2 separate regions of the Homo sapiens genome follow, and region 1 is linked to region 2. A link is a loop called in an ENCODE intact Hi-C map of the cell type or tissue named here. Cell type or tissue: heart left ventricle. All regions are shown on one strand. Each heading gives the region's core, and the rest is flanking DNA. Links, peaks and the distances in the headings are about the cores only.

The links. Hi-C counts contacts between places; a loop is a spot of excess contacts. Peaks named below come from ENCODE experiments on the same cell type or tissue, not always from the same donor. Only the 100,000 strongest peaks of a DNase experiment are listed, where the experiment ranks them.
Region 1: a loop joins it to region 2, with 3 times the contacts of the local background. A loop is called at or near these places in 6 of 110 quality-filtered maps.

Annotation. Positions count from the first base shown.
Region 1 is chr5:307,090-317,325 of GRCh38, reverse strand. PDCD6 (programmed cell death 6) reads right to left here. Exons shown (of 6, transcript NM_013232.4): 5 at 5,924-6,033; 6 at 2,352-2,909. The coding sequence ends at 2,811. The region is part of intron 3 of PDCD6-AHRR (PDCD6-AHRR readthrough (NMD candidate)); the gene reads right to left. Among named protein-coding and RNA genes, the nearest start is that of AHRR, 9.5 kb to the left of the region's middle. RefSeq lists an enhancer at 9,649-10,236. In heart left ventricle, for the core only: no CTCF peak of the experiment used is centred there; no DNase peak of the experiment used is centred there.
Region 2 is chr5:174,543-184,778 of GRCh38, reverse strand. PLEKHG4B (pleckstrin homology and RhoGEF domain containing G4B) reads right to left here. Exons shown (of 20, transcript NM_052909.5): 19 at 3,104-3,265; 20 at 1-2,775. The coding sequence ends at 2,456. Among named protein-coding and RNA genes, the nearest start is that of LRRC14B, 12 kb to the left of the region's middle. RefSeq lists an enhancer at 2,518-3,018. In heart left ventricle, for the core only: no CTCF peak of the experiment used is centred there; DNase peaks (open chromatin) are centred at 2,468 and 5,188.

The DNA.
Region 1 (10,236 bases), core at 1,491-9,490, 130 kb before region 2:
TGGTGCAGCCGCACTGCCCCCACGTGGCCCAGGCTGTGTGCAGCTGCCTGGCCCTTGGGGCCTCAGAGTGCAGTGAGGTTTAGCTCAGGGGCTTCCCTCACCCAGGAAGGCGTGGGTGGCCTCCCTGCAGGCGCCTGAGGATGGGGTCTGTGCTGGCAGTGTGGCTGGGCAGGGGGCACGGCAGCCCTGCTTCCCTGCGGGTTGGCACCCCCTCCACAAGGAATCCACCACAACTCGTGAGCTCACTGCCCTCCAGGGACCCCCAGTTTTGTATCAGTGACTCCGGCCAGGAGAGCAGGGGAGTCCCCCCTCCACACCTTCTGCTTCGAGAGGCTCCTCACCGCCTCCCTCCCTTGACTTCTGATGGCTGGGAGCTCCCCGGGGAAATGTCCCTCCCAACAGCCACAGCCCACCAGCCCAACAGGCTCTCTGCATCCAGGGGTTCCTTTGCCAGCAGGCCGGCCTGACATGCGTTTGTCCAGCGCTCTACCCCTGCTGGTCCTCCAAGCGTGTGGTGCAGCGGCCCCACCGCCCTCCTCACCCTCTGCTGAAGAACTTCTGCTCTGGAATTTTCAGCGGCTTTTGTTCTTGTGAGTCTTCATGGAGGCCCCTCTCCAAGGCAGCCTCCCCGAGCTGCCTGCAAACAGGAGCCCCCATGGCAGCCACGTGCAGAGTACCTGAGGGTACCTGCACCACACACCTGAGTGTACCTCACACCTGTGAACCTGCCACACCTGAGCATACCAGAGACCTGAGAAACACACTTTATCTCCATCAGAGGAACCTCTCATTGCTGTGAAAAGGAAGGAAGGAAAATCATCCACAATCTGACCTTTTCTCTATGAAAGTCTCCGTCTCACCTGGCCTTCGCCTGCTTTCTAGGAGTATGGAGCTAACCGCCACACACAACATTCCTTCCCCGGCAGCTGATCCACAGGATGAGCACATCGGCCTTGGTATCAACTGTTGGCCCGTATCATCCATGGAGACATGTGCTGGGGGCAGGTGTCTCACCAGGGCTGACAGCTCCTCCAGAGTAGCAGGCTTCCCTGACCCAGGTAGGAATCCAGAGGCCAGAGAAGCTGCAGGTGTGGGGTGGGGGTTGCCCACTGCACAGGGGACAGCACGGGCAAGGGCCTGGAGACGTGGCTGGGAGGGCTGCAGGGTGGCCGCAGCAGCTGCCCTCACCCCAAGCACAGAGACCTCACAGGCCTAAGGCTGAAGGAGGAGTGAGGGCAGCTCCCAGGGTGGGGTGGGTGCAGCTACTGGACACTGAGTCCAGGTGCCCATGAGGCGAGGGAGAAGTCGCTGGGCGCCTGGCCGTGGAGGCCTGGGTGAGGAAGGCCTCATGGAATTGGGAGCTTGCGGCCTGGACAAGGAAGTTGACCTCATGGAGTAGAACTTGGGGTCATCTGCTGCAGAGTCATGGGGGTGTCAAGGTCTAGGGAGGCACCCGGCGTGGATTGCTGGGGATCCTCAGAGACTGCCCTGGGATCCCCATGACTGAGGTCATGAGGGAGCAGCCAGACCCCCAAGCCCACATCCCTCCCCCTCCCATCCCCAGGGAGCCTGGAGTGCCTGCTCCAGAGGGATTCGTATCCAGAGGGCCCCAGGCCAAGTGCAGTTGGGCAGTGGGGGAGGTCTCATCTGGAGCACAGAAGCAGCCCCAGTCCCCACCCCCCACAGCACACCTGCCCAGCTTAAGAGACTGGGGGCTTTTTCCAGGAAACCATGCTCCCTGCCCCTCACCCCTCAACACACCGAGCAGAGGTTTGAACAGATCCCAAGAGACCAAAACGAACAGAGAAAAGTCGTGCACAACTGGGTGGAAGGAGCAGGCTTTCTGAGACCAGAGGCTGCAGCCCCAAAACCAGACGCATCACTGTGGAAGGGAAGCGTCTGGAGAATGAGGCTGGGCCTCGGGAGTGTCAACCCAGGAGGGCCGGCGCTGCACAGTGAGGCAGGGAGGCGGACCGGGCAGCGCTGGCAGTGGACCGAGGTGAGCAGGATGCGCTGGGTGGACAAACGCTGCAGGCCACGTGCAGAGACTGCAGGGCACAGCATGGCTAAATCATTAATGATGGAAATGCACAACCTGCTATACCAAATTGGATTTCTTCATCCAAAAGGAGCAGTCTTATGAAATTTAACCTCCTGAACAGAGGGTGAGACAGTCCCTCTGGATTTTCACAAGCAGAGCTGTGCACGCTGGGCTGGACAATGTTCCAGAAGGTGCCCGGTACCCTGGGAGGTCCCAGGCAAGCCAGAACATCTGACACTGACTGTCTGGAGGACCAGGGCACGGGGCCTGGTTCTTGGACCTATTTGATTTGAAAAGCTGAAGGCAGACCACACGTCTAACATTCCCTTTATTGCTTACGTCACATATTCCAATGAATACAATAAACTCCTTTTTAAAAAAGTAAGGCACATGAAAAGCCTTTTGTGTAAGTTCCATGTTATTTTAAAATTCCTATTGGCTAATAAAAGCATTTGCACTATAGAACCAGAGACATCTAGAAAAGCACATGATAGATTTTTTTGCAAGCAGAATGCCTGAAACATTACATTTACCTCATGGCACAATGAGACAGTCACCAAATCCAATGTCTGCATTAGAACGATACAGCTACTATTACAGTTGCAAAACCATTAATCAGCTTATCCACATATGTACAGCTGGGTCCCCACGTGACAAAATCTAAAGGAAGAACAGCATCTAACTGCACCTGTGCTCCATTCCCTCACAGATAGGAACTGTGACATTTTGGCTCTTTCCATGTTGTGCTGCTCTTCACGAGAGGCCAGGGTCATACGATACTGAAGACCATGGACAGGTACTGTTCGTACGACACCTGAATCCAGCCGTCCTGATCCGTGTCGTAACGTCTGAATATATCCGTCAACCTCTGGGGAGAAAACAGGCATTTAAATCTCGATAGTAAATGGAAGGAGCAAGGTGCACTGGGACAAAGGCATGTAGGGACCCAATTTCAGAAGCACACACGTCTTCTGGGCTCCCTGATGGAGCCCAGCACAGGGAGGCGCAGGTGGGGCTGGAGCTGTTCACACGGACGGTGGGAGTGCGAAGAACGAAGAACACAGGGCTGCGGGGCTGGCTCCGGACATCCAGCCCTGGCTGAGCCCCTGGCTGAGCCCCTGACCCCAGGCTCTGGTCTCCTGAGTCTCCTGGGGGCCTGGGCCCTTCCTTCTCCCCCTGAAGACCGTCCCGTGGAAGCCCTCCACCCTCCAGTGGCTCGCCTCTGCTGTGGGGGCCACCTGGGGCATGTGCAGCGCAGGGGATGCCCAGCCAGATGGGCTTGTGACATCACGAGGGCTTCAGGTTCCTCCAGCCCAGCCCACCCCTCCCTCTCACAGCCGAGGGTCCAGGCCAGGTCAGCGGCAGAGACAGGGTGACCACCTACACTCCTGAAACAGGGATGGTTAAGTAAGTGACACTTCAACCGTAAAATACCCTGAAGATTCAGGCCAGCATGGTGACTCTCGCCTGTGATCCCAGCACTTTGGGGGTCCGAGGCGTGAGGATCGCTTGAGCCTGAGGGTCGAGGCTGCAGTGAGCCGTGTTCGCACCACCACACTCTGGCCTGGGTGATGGAGCAAGGGTCTGTCTCAAGAAAGAAGAAGAAAATGTGGCAGGGAAGACACAGCGTCCTCGCACATCAAGACCTGCAGGAACATGGACAGGGTGTGGTGACTCTCGCCTGGGATCCCAGCTACTCAGGAGGCCAAGGCAGAAGGATCGCTTGAGCCTCAGGGTCAAGGCTGCAGTGAGCTGTTTACACCACCACATTCCAGCTGGGGTGACAAGAGTGAGACTCCATCTCAAAGAAAAAAAAACAACCCTGCAGGAATGCCACAGCCACCACCGGGCTCCTTGACTTGGCAGAGGCTACGGCCTCACCCAACTCCAAAAGCACCGCAATGGATAATGCTGGCTTAAAGAGTAATGGGTAATTTTTCTTTCTATTTTGAATACTTTGTGTTTTTCTAGGGTTTCTAGAAGTGTTCATGTTATTTGTTAGAAAATAATTTTCAAAAAGCCTTTATCCTTTCAGAAAAAGCAGATAAATAAAAACGTTTTTGAGGGAATTTTAACTTGAGGTCTGCAGCTTTCTTTTCTTTCCCATTCCCCATCTGTCTAGCGTTTAGGGTCACTCTCCAAGGGTGGGGACAGCCTGGGAATTGGCTGTCAGGCCCTCCCCACGTGGTCTGGAGCAGGGCCTTGAGGAGGCATCTCCCAGGAGGAGCTACGCTGGCTGCAGATGTGCCTTGGAAGGCGCTGGAGAGGTCGCTGTGAGGCCGCCTGTGTTACTCCAGCTACCGAAAGCTCACACAAGATCAACGTTAACTTATAGAACATAACCTCAAATGAAGATCTGAGCCCTACGGCAATTCAGACACAGAACCTCAAATGAAGATCTGAGCCCTACGGCAATTCAGACACAGAACGAGATTTTACACGGCATCTTTTCCCTTTTTCTTTTCTTTCTTTTTTAAGACAGGGTCTGGCTCTGTCACCCAGGCTGGAGTGCAGTGGTGTGATCTCGGCTCACTGAAACCTCCACCTCCCGGGTTCAAGTGATTCTCCTGCCTCAGCCTCCTGAGTAGCTGGGACTACAGGCATGCGACACCAGGCCCAGCCTACACTTTTTTGAAAGTGTTCAGAGAACATTGTAAAAATGTCATCCAACCTGGCAGGAACCCCGAGAGGCAGGGGCAGGAAAGGGTCCCCAACCGTAGAGTTTTGAAGCTTCCATGTTCACAGACCTGGTTCTCCAACAAATCCCTGAAGAACAGGGACTGATGCATCCATGCCAAATCAGAGGAAACTCACTTTTACAGATCTAGCATCTTAATTATTATACAGAATAAACAATTTGGGAACGTTTTCCAAATTTCCACATTATTTCTAAAAACCCCATGCTGTTCCTATCTCTCACTGAATTCCAAGGCCAACAAGACAGGACCTTGAGGAACCTGGGTAGAGACCTGGATCACCACCTGCAAACAGCAGCAGAGGTCTGTGTGGAGCTCCCAGGCGGGTCCCCTGAGCCCTGCTCTCCATCTCCCGTGGGTCTCAAAGAGAGCCCAGCAGGAGAGACACCACCAAGGAGCTTGCCTTGCAGGTCAGGGTGCATTACCAGCTCCTGCAGACACTGGAGTGCACGGGAAGAGCTCGGAGACCCCACTGAGGGCGGCCTGAGCGACCACAGGCTCCACAGCTGACCTCACACACAGACGGCAGGACACAGTGATGACCACAACAGAAAACGTGCCCATTTTCTCAGAATAAAAGTTTTTGTAAAAATACACCATAGTTGGCCAGGCATGGTGGCTCATGTCTGTAATCCTAGCACTTTGGGAGGCTAAGGTGGGCGGATTACTTGAGGTCAGGAGTTTGAGATCAGCCTGGCCAACATGGCAAAATCCCGTCTCTACTAAAAATACAAAAATTAGCTGGGTGTCACCTGTAATCCCAGCTACTGGGGAGGCTGAGGCAGGAGAATTGCTTAAACCCGGGACGCAGAGGTGGGAGTGAGCCGGGATCGTGCCACTGCACTCCCGTCTGGGTGACAGAGCGAGACTCGGTCTCAAAACAAAACAAAACAAAACAAAAAACAAAAAAAACCACAACACCAGAACATACATGTAAATAACCCACCGGATACTGAAAAACCACGTCTTGCAGATGGGCTGCTCTGTGCCATTTCCAAGGGGAGGAAAACATGTTTGTCCACACTTCACTAACCGGCTACTTCTCCAAAGATGAGACTCACTTTTATAAGCTCCAAAAACTAATTCTACACATGCCCAGCTCCTTAGATTGAAGGTCAGGTGCATCACGCTGGCAAGCAAGCCCCTCCCACCACCACCACAAACCCACGTGAAGCCATTCCGTCACCTGCAGGACGATGCAGCCCTGGATGAAGTCGTCGAAGGCAATCTGCCCCCGTCCCTGCCTGTCAAACTTTCGAATGAGGATGTCGTGGAACTGGTCAGAGAGCCGGTAGCCTTCAAGAGGGAAAGTCAGAGTCAGAGAAGGCTGGGAGAGACGGGAGGTATGTGCCAACACTCACCCCTCCTGCCCAAGGCCCACAGCCTCTAACACACACAATGCAAGGCTGTGTGGGAACGGAAGTGCAAATTCCCTCAAAGGCACTCAGAACTGAGACACTTCCCGAATATATCATTCTGTAATGAGCTGACATCCCCAGTGCATGGAGTGACCCCTTGAGACCATGACCCCGGAAGGAGGAGTGAGTGGGACGCTGCCATTAGTCACTCCTGTGAATTAACTACTCACCTCCGGGAAGCACTCACCAAACACCACCCCACAGGGCGGCCACACTCAGTTTCCTGAACCCAGTGGAGTTACTTTCAAAGTCCTTATTGATTTTATTATGTTTATTAGCCTAGATAAGAAAATTCTGAATGATTCGCTGCCCTGGGTTGCCCATCACCAGATAATGCTTTGAAAACTAAAATTTCACAGAAGGCTTCCAGTTATACAAAGTGACAATGTCAGGAAATGGGAGTGGCTGGGGGATGTGCCCCCACCTGCCAGGAGGGACTGAAGGGCACGCAGTGGCAGGGTGACCTCGGAAAGGTCCAAGTCACTGCAGGGCCACCAAGGGCTGGGATTCCGTTTCCAGTTCACCAAGGCTGTCCTGAAAAAGGCCTCCCACAGGGAGAGGGCTCTGAAGACATGTGGATGCAGCAGGTGTGTTCGGGCACCCCGGAGGGCATGCCCCGCCTGCCGCCTTCCCTTCCCTCCCTCGAAATCCCACTGCCTTCGTGACTGTGGCATATCCTTACTGACTCAGGAGGCAAGATCCAGGTGCTGATATATTTCTACTGGTTTTCAGTCCTGCTGGAATCTCTGCAGGGACGTGTGCACCTACTCTCTGAATCTCACAGTTAATGACCTGCACAAACAGCCATTTTACGGATCAAGAGTCAAGCACACAAACATGAACACAGTGCCTTCCAGAGTGGTCAGGGCATTCTGTCATTTAAGTTCAGGGGTCCCTAAATGTGCAACAGCGGAGTTGCCTCGGACCCTCCTTCCTTGCAAGCTGAAAAGACAGGACCTCCCATTACATTCAGAAAGAGATGGCAGAGTTGTCAACAGCTGCCACTTTTTCTGGTCCCTACTACTCCCACCTCCTCACTCCCTGCACCAGGGCTGAGCCCAGCCTGCTGAGAACAGAGCCTGGGACAGGCCCACAGGGACATTGCCTGTCTGGGAGTGCATGGGGGACAGAGGCCATCACTGGTGTGCACGGGGACGGCGGCCATCACTGGGGTGCACGGGCACGGCGGCCATCACTGGTGTGCACGGGGACGGCGGCCATCACTGGGGTGCACGGGGACGGCGGCCATCACTGGGGTGCACGGGGACGGCGGCCATCACTGGGGTGCACGGGGACGGCGGCCATCACTGGGGTGCACGGGGACGGCGGCCATCACTGGGGTGCACGGGGACGGCGGCCATCACTGGGGTGCACGGGGACGGCGGCCATCACTGGGGTGCACGGGGACGGCGGCCATCACTGGGGTGCACGGGGACGGCGGCCATCACTGGGGTGCACGGGGACGGCGGCCCTCACTGGGGTGCACGGGGACGGCGGCCCTCACTGGTGTGCACGGGGACGGCGGCCCTCACTGGTGTGCACGGGGACGGCGGCCATCACTGGGGTGCACGGGGACGGCGGCCATCACTGGGGTGCACGGGGACAGAGGTCATTACTGGTCTCCTGCCAAGGCTGGGGAAGGACAGAGGAGATGCTGACAGAGGCAGAGGAACTCCAGTCTGCACAGACAACAGGAGCAACCCCACTGCCTCTGGAATTAACTTCCAGTTTCCTTGGTCATCAGTAATAGTGAAGGGAAAAGAAAGGCAAAGTCAGACAGCAAAATGAGGGATGAACAAACGAACTACAAAAAGAATGTTTATCTGAGAAGCCAAAATCCAGAAGCAACTGTTTCTGAGTTTCTGTTCATGAAAGTCAGTCCACATGAGGCCACCAGCGTCCCTGGGCCCACCCCTGACACACCCCTTGCCAAGGTCTTTCTCCTCTTTCGGACTCTCTGAAATGCTGTGAACGAGCCAAGCGGAGCATGACCTCCTCAGAAATCACCTCTTCCACCTCGGAGGACAAACCAGCTGCCCCCACTCAACAGGCTGAGGCTCCCTGGGGCTCCCCCCAGCTCTTGGGGGCCTGGTACAGTGGCAAAGGACCACAGCGGAGGAACTGTTCTCCGCCCGACTGCCTTTGTCAGACACGCACTGCCCACCAGAGGGGAGAATCTCACCGGCTGTTTACAGCAACCTAAACGGCACGTGCTGAGTCAGCTGTCCCGGTGCCGGGTGGTGAGTGCTGGAATGTGAGCACGCCTTCCTCACCTTTTCACTTCAGGTCTCTGAGCATGGCACACAGTTGATGTTAACAATAAAGGCTTAAAAAAACGAATCGGTGGATTATGAAATCCACCATGTGGCCCCATCAGAGACACCCGGGGAGAAATCTCGCAGGCTTCACCACCCTGGTGATTCCCTCCTGCTGGCCACCAAGCTCCAGTGCAGCCTCCCTGCTTCATCTGAGAGCAGAACACTTGTTCACAGGGGCCAAGACAAAAGAAGAATTTTTGCTTCTGAGGCCAACTTCCTAACAGTTACTATGGGAAATCTTTCAAAATCATCAAAATACAAAAAGGATGACAATGCCCCTTTCCAAGGAAGACGTGGGAGATGGCCCTGGAGATCAAGAACCAAACGCAGGAGGAAACTCGTGAGGGTAACCAGAGAAAATGCTGCGATGGGATGCCGCACCCCAGGAAAAACCTGGAAGTCAGGAAGGGTTCTGCCGCTGCACAACACAAGCAGGCCTGCCCACTCCAGGGCGGGAGGAAGGCTGCGTGACCGGCCGTGCCTCCCGCCACAGCTAAGCACAGTTTTCTGGGAAGTCCTTGGCCAGACCAGGACGAAGAGGGCCTCAGAGACCAGGGAGCACTGTCCACAGCAACTTCCACTGCACATTCTGAGGACCGATGGTCACTGGCATGGACAAAGGGAGCTCCAGGGCCTGACAAGGTTAGGAAAAGATGTCCGTGGCGCCAGAGGTCGCTTATCTAAAAATAACTTCAGGCCGGTCCTGAAGTCCACGTGGCCCTGGCCGCAATCGGCAGCACTGGCCTCCCTGGCCCCCAGGACCACTCTCTGTGGAGGGTGGCATCCTTCCCTCCCAGCCCTTCCGTACCTGCCCCAGGGAAGAGGAGCCGGCCAGCGTTCCCTCCAGTTCCCCCACCCAAGGGCACAGCAAGGTCAGCTGCATTCCAAGTACCAATTCAGAGCCATCCAGCCCAAATCCTGGCTCGCAGCTGGTCAGCTCAGAACTGCTTCTTGAGGAGACCCAGTGTCCACCCCCGGCCCTGTGGACAAGCTCGTAAGGTGAGAAAGAAAAGAGAAAGAAAGGCAGCCACAAAGTGCATGCTGGGAGGAAACACGAGGAGAGGCGACGTGCTTAGATAAGTGAGACTCCAGGGATCTCGGAGGTACTCAAGTAGAATCGAATTTTCCTCACTGTTTCTAAGGAGCCTTTTAAGCAAATCACGGAAGCGGCTTCACAACAGGGGCCAGATGAGATCCGCATGGATTAGAATCTCGGTGCAGCCACCAACAGCCTCAGGCTGGCCCCAAACATGCCCGTTGTTCCTCTGTAAATAAAACCCCTGCTTCCTCTCAGCCCTGAGAGCAGCACGGGAAGCCCCGTGGACAGGCCCTATGGACGCACTCTGGACAGGCACTGTGAACACTCCTAGACCCACGGCACACCGTCACATGTGTGTGTGCACACGCGTCAAGCACACACACGCTGAGCGCACCTGAGAATGGGCACGCGTTCTGCCTAACGCCCCTTCTGAGGCGCACGGCACACGTGTGCACACACACGCCGAGCACACACACGCCGAGCACACCTGAGAATGGGCACGCGTTCTGCCTAACGCCCCTTCTGAGGCGCACGGCACACGTGTGCACACACACGCCGAGCACACACACGCCGAGCACACACACGCCGAGCACACCTGAGAATGGGCACGCGTTCTGCCTAACGCCCCTTCTGAGGCGCACGGTTTGGACCTGGTGACTGACAGCTGTTTCTTAGGTGACTGTTGCCTTTTCAACGTGCTTTGATCTATCATGAAATATAAGCT
Region 2 (10,236 bases), core at 1,338-9,337:
AAGTGCTGGGATTAGAGACATGAGCCACCGCACCCGGCCAAGCCACTCATCTTTTAACCCATTTCCCGTTTAGAGAAAAAAAAAGTGCAGCTCACTGCCAGCACTCATTCCTTGGGGCAAATGGGAGATGGGCTAAAGGGATTTAAATAACGAGGAAAATCCTGGATGGTGCACATGCTCTTCATTTTTCTTTTCCCTGAAGCACATCATTTAACATTTCTTGTAGTGCAGGTCTGCTGGGGATGAAACTCTTAGTTTCTGTGTGTATGAAAATGTCTTTATGTCACCATCGCTTCGGAAAGATTTTGTCAGGTACAGAATGTGAATTTGGCAGTTTTCTCCTTAGTACATTCCACTGCCTCTCACCCATGCTGCTCCTGAGGAGTCAGCCATCCTCATCAGCTTTGTGCCTCCCAACAGAACATGCCCTTGTCCTCTGACTGGTTTTAGGATTTTCTGTTTATCACTGGTTATATGCAATTTGATTATGATGTGCACTCGTATCTCTTGTGTTTGGAGTTCACTGGGTCTATGGACTCAGACTTATACCAGTGGCCCCCAGGTTCTCAGGCCTTTGGCCTCTGAGAATTACACCACTGGCTTCCCTGGCTCTGAGGCTTTAGGACTCGGACTGGGCACACTAGCAGCTTCCTTGGGTCTCCAGCTTGTGGATGGCCTATTGTGGGGCTCTTGACCTGCCAAAATTGTGTCAGCCAATGCCCCTAAGGCCCCTCTCATCTGTCTGTCAGTCTATCTATCTATCTATCTATCTATCTATCTATCTATCGATCTATCTATCTATCTATCTGTCTGTATATATATCTAGCTATCTCCTATTGGTTCTGTCTCTCTGGAGGCCCAACAAATGCAAATAGTTTCCACTGATGTGTCTTCAAGGTGCCTCATGGTCTCTTCTGTGAAATCCAATCTGTTACCCCATCCAGGATAGTTTCCACTGTCAATATTGTAGTTTCTCATCCCTGTAAGGTCGGTCTGGGTCTTCTGAATCTCTTCCATTAAGTCATTTCTTAACCTTTTTTGTGAGACAGAGTCTTGCTCTGTCGCCCAGGCTGGAGTGCAGTGGCGTGATCTCAGCTCACTGCAAACTCCGCCTCCCGGGTTCATGCCATTCTCCTGCCTCAGCCTCCCAAGTAGCTGGGACTACAGGCGGCCAACACCATGCCCGGCTAATTTTTTGTATTTTTAGTAGGCGGGGTTTCACCATGTTAGCCAGGATGGTCTTGATCTCCTGACCTCGTGATCCGCCTGCCTCGGCCTCCCAAAGTGCTGGGATTATAGGTTCTTAACTTTAACTTTCTGGACGCCTGGGCTGCGATTTCAGCCACAGTTTGAATTCTGTGATTCTAGCACAGACGCTGGCTCTGGGTGGTTGGCTTTGCCAGGCGACTCTCCTTGGAGTGTTTGCCCTTGGCTGCTCCTCTGCACGCCTGGCACTCCGAGGTCAGGCACTGTGAGTTTACCTTGCAGGGTGTGGACACTTTGGTAACCCCTAGATCATCTGGAGCTTTGTTCTGGGATAAAGTGAATTATCTGGGAATGGTTTGATCATTTTAGGTCTTGCTTTTATGATTTTGTAGGCGAGTCAGGAGCAGGGCTCAGTCTAGGGCTAATTATCCCCATTCCTGAGGCAAGATTTTCTGAGAACTCCACCTAATGCTCACAGATTGGGAGTTTTCCTAGTCTGGCTGGTGGGAGTGGGTCCTGTCCCCAGCCCACATGAGTATCAGGAATTGATCTATTGAGAGTTTCCCTAGTCTGGCTGGTGGGAACGGGTCCTGTCCCCAGCCCACATGAGTACCAGGAATTGATCTTTGGTCTTTTCAAAGGTTGCTCCCAGCCTTGGTAGCCTCCCTGTTTGAGTGTGCGAATGGGTAGCAACCCACTAGGTGCTGGAGGGGCTGATCTGGTGAGTCTTTCCCCATGCAGGCATCTCTCTCTGGCACTCTGACCTGCCAACTCCTGCTGACTTGGTCTCTTCAACTCACGGAGGCTGCTGGGCTCTTCCTGGGCCCCTCCCTGCACTGAGGCCTGCAAACTCTCAAGGCGGAGGGAGGTCTGAGGCCATCACCGGGCTCACCTCCCGTTTTCCTGTCTCTCAGGGATCGCGGTCCTTTGTTGCCAAATGTCTTGTGTCTTGACATCTTTTGTTTCATGTTTAGTCTTTTTTTGTCTTGTTTTAGGTCTGTTTCCTATGCTGTTGTCTTGGGTGGAAGTGGAAGGTTTGTTTTTTAAATAAGACAAAATTATAAATTTGTTTGAAAATGTTAGGGAATGTCTAAAATCCTGGGAAATACCTGGACACCTGCTGTGCTATTCCCTCTGGATCGTTCCAGCCACGCGATGGGCACCGCCACCCCCAGAGTCATCAGGCCTGGCGTGCTGCTCCCTCTGTATTGTTCTAGCCACATGATGGGCACTGCCACCCTGACAGTCATCAGGCCTGGCGTGTGCGGCTCAGCAGCACAGCAGGAGCCCCCTCACACACTGCAGCCTGGGTGCCCGTCTCTAGTTCTGGCTCTGGCTCATCTTCCTCGACGCAGGCTCTGATATCAGATGACCAGGGGCTGTGGGCAGGGCTCCATAGGCCCGGGTGGGCTGGGCTGGAGGACACAAGCAGGCCCAGCGACCCCAGGATGGAGGAGGACTGGCTGCTAGAAGAGGAGGTGCTGCTGTCTGAGATGGTGGAGTGTGGTCGCTTGAAGGGGGCGGCGTGGTCAGAGGAGGACACCGCTGTGGACCCTCTCATTTGTGACTCTGGAAAGGGACAGAAAGCACGTCAGGCTGGCTTCCGCTCCAGAAGTGCAGCCCAGGTTCGGGAATGGGATCAGAGCCGTCTGAAAGGCCGACCAGGCTTTGCCACTGCAGTCATGCCCATCCAACCCACCATGTCGGCCACTGGCCCAGTGCCCTCTGCAGGATGAGTGAGGGCGGGGCCGAGGCCACCGTACCCGTGTCCTTGACGACAGGCCTGGTGCACTCTGTGGGCGAGTGAGGGTGGGGCCGATGCCACCGTACCCATGCCCTTGATGACAGGCCCAGTGCCCTCTGCAGGGTGAGTGAGGGCGGGACCGAGCCACCGTACCTGTGCCCTTGACGATGCTGTCGGGGACTCGGTCGCTCATCACTGCACATTTGGGAGCCCGGTCGCTTATCACTGCACAGTCAGGGGTCCGGTCTCTGGGCTTGACATCCATGAATGGCTGGTTGCCTATACCCATGGATGCCATTTCTTGGATTCTGAGTTCTAAGACAGAAGAAAGTATGACAGTTTCCAAAGCAACTCGGGGGCTAATGCCACCCCAAAGACGCCCGGTACCCCTAATGCCCTCAGCCCAAACCAGGAGGGTGTACAGGGTATACCCACCCTGCCCCACGAGGGGCATGGGGGGCCAGGGTGCTGAGGCTTCCCATTCCGGTTTTCGGCACCAAAGAGATCTCTCCCAGGGAGCCCGAGGCAGTAACCAAGAAAAAGGAAGCCATGAGGCCTTGGAAACGGCGTGTCCAACCTGGGGGTGAGGAAGGGTTCCTGTCAGCTGGTAAGCAAGGGAGGGCCACACAGCAGGTCCCAATTAGAGCAGGGGTCAGAGGCCTGGGAGCCGTGTCCATGGGAAAGACAAAACAACAGGTTTCTAGGAGTTTGAATATTGAGAGGAGAGCTAAGCATAAGGTGAGAGTTTGGGAATGAACTTATTCTTGGTCAAATTAAGCAAAGAAAAAAGATGATATTAATTGTAAGGAAAATGTATGAGGACAGAAAACATAATTGCATGTATGTAGTCCTAATGCCTATGCTGAAGAATATTATAGTAAGAATTGTTTTCCAGAGGTCTTGGGAGAACGGGAAGAAGTGCGGTGTGTGTGTGCTACAGTCACAGAGTTACTGATCATCTTCACCAATAGGTAATGTGCAAAGCTGGTTTATCAAGAGCGAGTGTCCCCTCTTGCAGGGAAAGGGCTGAGTGTGGCTGCCCGGGACACAGGGCTTGGAGTTGGGCAGTGAACAGGACATTGCTCTTCCCCTAACTCCGAAGGCTATTTTAGGGTTAGAGCTGTGCACGTGGACGCGGGACAGCTTCCTGCTCTGGCTGCAGTGGGTTTGCTCGTGTACCTTACATCCAAGCCCACGGCCAAGAACAACCAGAAAAGCTGGACACACTTTTTGAAGGTTTTCTGGAGGTGACAAGGCAATCTAGCCTCAAAGGGCCAATGTCCTGGGCAGATGTGGCGTTCACAGGCCACTGGAAACTTGACACCTTTCTACCCCTCAGGGCACTGCTGGTGGCCGATGAGCAGAGAGCTCATCTTGGAGCTTGGAGGCTGAGAGCTTCTGAAAACGCACAGGGTGGGGAGATAAAATCTGGAATTCAAGGACCACTGGGAGGAAGGGCCTGGGAAACTCCCAGACATTCAGTGGGGACCTGAAAAGGGAGCATGGACTTTGCCAGGAGTGGGACAAACGGAAGCTGGATCAGCTGCCCAAAGGTCTGAGGCGGACTTCATGCAGTCCCTCCCCGGAGTGCATTCAGATGAACCACCCCTGCTCTTCCAACAAAAATAAATCCTCTGGAGGTGAAGACACCAGCCCGGGCCTCAAATGATCCTTACACATTTCCTACATCATATCTACTACTTAATAAAAAAATTATCAGGCACACCCAGAGAAAGGACAAAATGAGGAAAGGCTGAGGAAAACCCCAGATAATTAAACATCCACGAGATAAAGGTTTGGACGTCTCAGACAGGCCGTGGAGGTAACCAGGATTAATGTGGCAGGAAGTAGATCACAGGATAGAGAGTCTCAAAAGGAAACCGAAATCCATCAAATAAAAGGAATCAAACACAAACCTACATATCAAAAATAAACCAATAATGAAATAAGTGAGTTTAATAGCAAAGCAGATCAATGAACTTTAAGATGAGTGGAAAACACACAGAAGCAGGGAAGACGTGATCGAAACATAGAAATCACACGAGAAACATAGGAACATGTAAAAGGGTCATACGTGTAATCGGGAGTTCCAGGTGGAGTGCAGAGAGTGGAGCAGGAGAAGTGATCAAATGTTCCAGAACTAACCCCACGCTCGGACACAGGCAAGGACCACCACGCTTGGCCGTCAGAGCATAGCTGGCCTGGGGACAGCCAGAGAGCTCTCATTCATGGCGGTGGCTGCCCAGGTCTCTCTGCCTGGGGGGTGTTCCCCGCCTTCCTGTGGATGGGACAGAAGCATCAGGTGGTTCACACACCAGGAGGAGCCTCAACAATGAGGGACAGGAGTTGGCAGAAAAACACCCAGGTCCTTCAGTATGTGGGGGTCCCTCAGCATGTGGGACAGTGCCTCAGTGTGCCTGTCTTCCAGAGGGTGTGTGCAAGGACCTGCCCATCAATCACCCTCCATGGCCTTCCCCTCCTCTCTCACTCCCCTGTTCTCACCAAATAGGTAGAAAACAAAGAGTAAGATACTCAATTTATACCCAAATTACATTAAATGTAAACACACTACTCCAATTTAAAGACAAGGTTAGTCAAACTAGATAAAAAGATAAAAGTGAAATCAAACATATGCCTTTTACAAGAGACGTATCTCAAATATAAGAACACCAAAAGTTCCAAGTAAGAAGATGGAGAAGTATGTGTCGTGTAAACACTAACTTTGCAAAAGGAAACTGGAATAGCTATATTAATAGGAAGCACAGTTGGCCTTCTGTATCAGTGGGTTCCATATCCACAGGTTCCACCAAGGATCAAAAATATTTGAACAAAAAGCAATTAACAATAAAAGTTAAAAATACAAATAAAAAACCAATATAACAGCTATTTATAAGCATTTTCATTGTACTATGGATTATAAGTAATCTACAGATGATTTAAAGTATATAGGAGCATGTGTGTAGGTTCTATGCAACTACTGTTCCATTTTATATCAGCGACTTGAACAACTGCAGATTTGGGTATCCGTGGGGGAGTCCTGGACCGCATCCCCATGGACATAGAGGGACAACTGTAGATCTAAGGCAAAAGGCACTGCTAAAAATAAAGAGATGCATTTCATTATGATCAAAGAGGCTCTGTTTCTAGGAAGATATAGCAATTCTATATTACTATGCACCTACTAATTTAGCTTCAAAACATAGGAAGCAAAAATTGACAGAACAAAAAGAAAAATAGACAAATTCAAATTTACATCATCATGGGAGATTTTCACATAATTTTCCTAGTAAGTGATAAGCAGCCAAAAAGCCAATAAGGATATAAAAAATCTGAAAAACACAATTTTCAAAACATGATCAGAACTCTGCAATAACAACTACAAAGCACACTTTCTCTTCACGTGCACATGGAAAATTTACCAAAATGCTAGGATATACAACATTTCAAATAATCGAAGCTGTTACAGGTAGTTAGACAGGCATGAGCAGGGCAGGAGAGGCTCCCCCACCCATTGGGAATGTCGGGTGATGGCTCGGCATATTTGCACTGTCTCTCTAAAAGTGGCACCTTGGGAGCCAGTGCCAGGGAGAGGGCGTTTCCTGATGGTCCACACCTGCTGCACTAAAGTGTTAATTGAAGGCAGGTGCCAGGAGAAGCAACTTTGTGCATTAAGAGACAAAATGGTAGAATGTGACCTTTAGGGGGACCCCACCAGAAAAGGGAAGAAAGCCTCAGATGGGGATGCATACAATTTCCTAAGCACACAGGGCATCCTCACGTTCCCCCAACAGAAAAGGGACGAAAGCCTCAGATGGGGATGCCTACAACTTCCTAGGCACACGGTGCATCCTCACGTTCCCCCAACAGAAAAGGGAAGCCTCAGATGGGGATGCATACAATTTCCTAAGCACACAGGGCATCCTCACGTTCCCCCAACAGAAAAGGGACGAAAGTCTCAGATGGGGATGCGTACAACTTCCTAAGCACACGGCGCATCCTCACATCCCAAGGGAAAGGTGCGCACTGTGCACACGGGCAGCCCAGCCTAAGGGGAGAATCATGGGAAAGGGGCTGGCCCAGAAAGTCTTAGGATCAAGGATAAATGGGGCACTCGATCTCGGTGCCCGCTTGGGTCTCTTCCAAGTGTGCTTTCATTTCTTTCCCGCTCTAAAAGCCTTTTTAAATAAACTTCCACTCCTGCTCTGAAACTTGCCTGGGTCTCTTTTTCTGCCTTACATCCCTCAGTCAAATTCTTTCTTCGGAGGAGGTAAGAACTGAGGTTGCTGCAGACCTGTACAGATTTGCCGCCGGTCACTCGGATACCTTCCACAGACAACAAACTCTAGTGTATATTATTTGACCAAAGTGGTCTTAAACTCAAAACTGGTATCACAAAGTTAACTAGAAAATCTTGGAAATTAGGTAATACATTTCTAAATAACCTATGATGAGTCCGAGAATAAATTAAAGTGGAAGTTAGAAAATATACTGAACTGACTGTGAATAGACACATGACATATACAAACTTCTGGGATGCAGCTAAAGCCAGGCTTAGGGGAAAGCCTGTAGTCCTAAATACGGCACAAAAACTAGAACAAAACAAAGGCTCAAATCAATGATATAAGCATCCACCTCAAGAAATTAGGTAGAAAGGAAAAGCAAATGAAACACTGAAAAAGTTAGACACAAGAAAATAACAAAGAGTAGAAATTAATTAAATAGAAAGTAAGTGTGTAGATAATCAATTAAACCAAAATTCTGTTTTCTGAGAAGACTAATTTGGCAAATCCCTGGCAAAACTGGAGAAGTCAAGAGGCCTTAAGTGACCAATGACGCAATGGGGAGGGGGTGCCAGGTCCTAGACACACCTGAAAAGCATTAGGCTCCACTTTCCAGGTGACCCAGCTGTACCTGCAGAGGTTGGTCAGCTCTGTGGCCCAGGCCCCACAGCCCCAGGCCCAGGCAGAGTCCTGTGTGCGTACCCTGTGCTCAGCTGCCCACCTGACCCTGTTTGAGGAAGGCTGTGAAACTAAATAATTTGAACTCAACGCTGTGGGAACTGTAAGTTATTCTGAACCCTGAGAGGAACCCAGCAATGCCGAGTCTCTGAGCATCAGCTGCACCTTCTGCTTTTTCTGGTAAATGGTCAGGGATGACCGGGAAGCACCAGAGATAAGAATCTCTCAGAACAAGCCTCCGCCTCCTCACAGAATGTTAAAGCAATCTTCCTTGGAATGCAGCAACCTGTAGTAATCAAGTTGCTGTCAAGTTGGCTGCAACCGTTTCTGTCTCTGTAAGTGAAGCCTCAGCTTCCCCACTTGCGAGCACGGACCCCGTCCCTTTGGAGGCTGCATTCTGGGGCGGCCATTCTCATGCTTTGCGCTTGAATCAACTTAGTTCTATTTTCTGAATCTGATTATTCAAGGCTGGCAGGGCCTACTTCCTGCAGGCTCCAGGTGCTTGGAACACCAGAGGGGTTGAAATGGACAGATCGACCCCAGGGAGACTTTGTGCACTACAGTCAGGCAGACCCCAAACAGGAAGCAGGACCGTGGGTTACAAAGGAAGGAAAAAGGCCAGGAAGGCTCTTCAGGATGGTGGCATCTCGGAGGTGAGGCCTCTGGCCAAGTAACTGCTGTTGGGGGCTGCACAGGGGTGAAGCCCACGGGGGTGTGGAGTAGCCAGGAGGCTGGGGGCCAGAGGGGGAGCCTGTGGCGACGCCATGGGGCCCCCTGTGTCTGACAGAGCTGGCTCCGGAGTGTTTCAGGGGCCGGTGGGGAGGTGGTGGCTTCACCTGGAGGGGGTCAGGGCTCAGGCGGGGTGCAGCCGTGCAGGAGCCCTGGTCGTGTCTGCCTGGAGGGGTCAGGGCTCAGGCGGGGTGCAGCCGTGCAGGAGCCCTGGTCGTGTCTGCCTGGAGGGGTCAGGGCTCAGGCGGGGTGCAGCCGTGCAGGAGCCCTGGTCGTGTCTGCCTGGAGGGGGTCAGGGCTCAGGCGGGGTGCAGCCGTGCAGGAGCCCTGGTCGTGTCTGCCTGGAGGGGGTCAGGGCTCAGGCGGGGTGCAGCCGTGCAGGAGCCCTGGTCGTGTCTGCCTGGAGGGGGTCAGGGCTCAGGCGGGGTGCAGCCGTGCAGGAGCCCTGGTCGTGTCTGCCTGGAGGGGGTCAGGGCTCAGGCGGGGTGCAGCCGTGCAGGAGCCCTGGTCGTGTCTGCCTGGAGGGGTCAGGGCTCAGGCGGGGTGCAGCCGTGCAGGAGCCCTGGTCGTGTCTGTAGCTTGGGTGCCTGGGTTTTAGGTCTGAGAGGCCAGAGCTGCCAGGGTGGGCTTGTAGGGTAGAGAGGGACAGCTGGGTTTACAGTGGCTTTGGCTACTCGTGAGGTGCTGGGGCAGGACCTGGAGTTGGAGCTCAGTGTGGGAGAAGGTCTGGGGTGGGGGGTGGTTGCTGTGAAGGTGGTGTTCGCAGCCGCCAGGCTGGAGGAATAAGCACAGAGAGTCACCCTCAGTGAAGAAGTCGGTGGGGGGAGCAAACGAGGGTGGACATTGAGGGAGGAGGCCTGGGGAAGGGATCCTAGGGTGGGGAATGAGTGCTCTGGGGAGGGCCCTCTCACCTGCAGGAAGACTGAGGGCTGACCATGAGCTCAGCCTCCCAGGGCCACGGGGGCCAGACCAGCAGGGCAGGGGCAGGAAGTCAACCAGAGGGTTAAACATGGAACCAGACCTGCGGGGGACTCTCTCGGGTTGCCGCAGTGCCTTATGTTCGCTTGTGGACACGAGAGACACGTGTGTGAGTGCTGTCGGGGCCAATCCAAGAGCTTTCTTGTCAAGTGCTGACCGAGGAGCCCCCAGGTGCCCCAGACCGGGTGGGCCTCTTGGGTGCCCATGGGGAAGAAAATGGACAGTGCGGCTACTGGAGGCTCCTCAGAGTGATTAGGCCCTTAGAGAGACTGACTTTGGAGATCGAGTCACGGAGCTCAGCCCCTTCATTTCTGACCTTTTGTTAGAGATTTCCTTGCCTCCCTGTTCCTGGCTCAGACCAGAGAGCCCTGAGACAGAAGACCCTTGGCTATTCTGTCCCTAACGTGGAATGCGAAATATACCCCTCACCCTTACCAAAAAAGAAACGCTGACTGCAGCCAACCAAACTGCTATAACTGTGCACCAACCCTGTATAGAAAATGATGTGATCCTGTTGTTTCCCCAGACCGTGCCTATACAAATGGCCCTTAAACCTCCCCACTTCGGGGCAATGACCCCATCCCTTTGAAGTCTGTATCCTCCCAGTTGGCCATCCTCAGA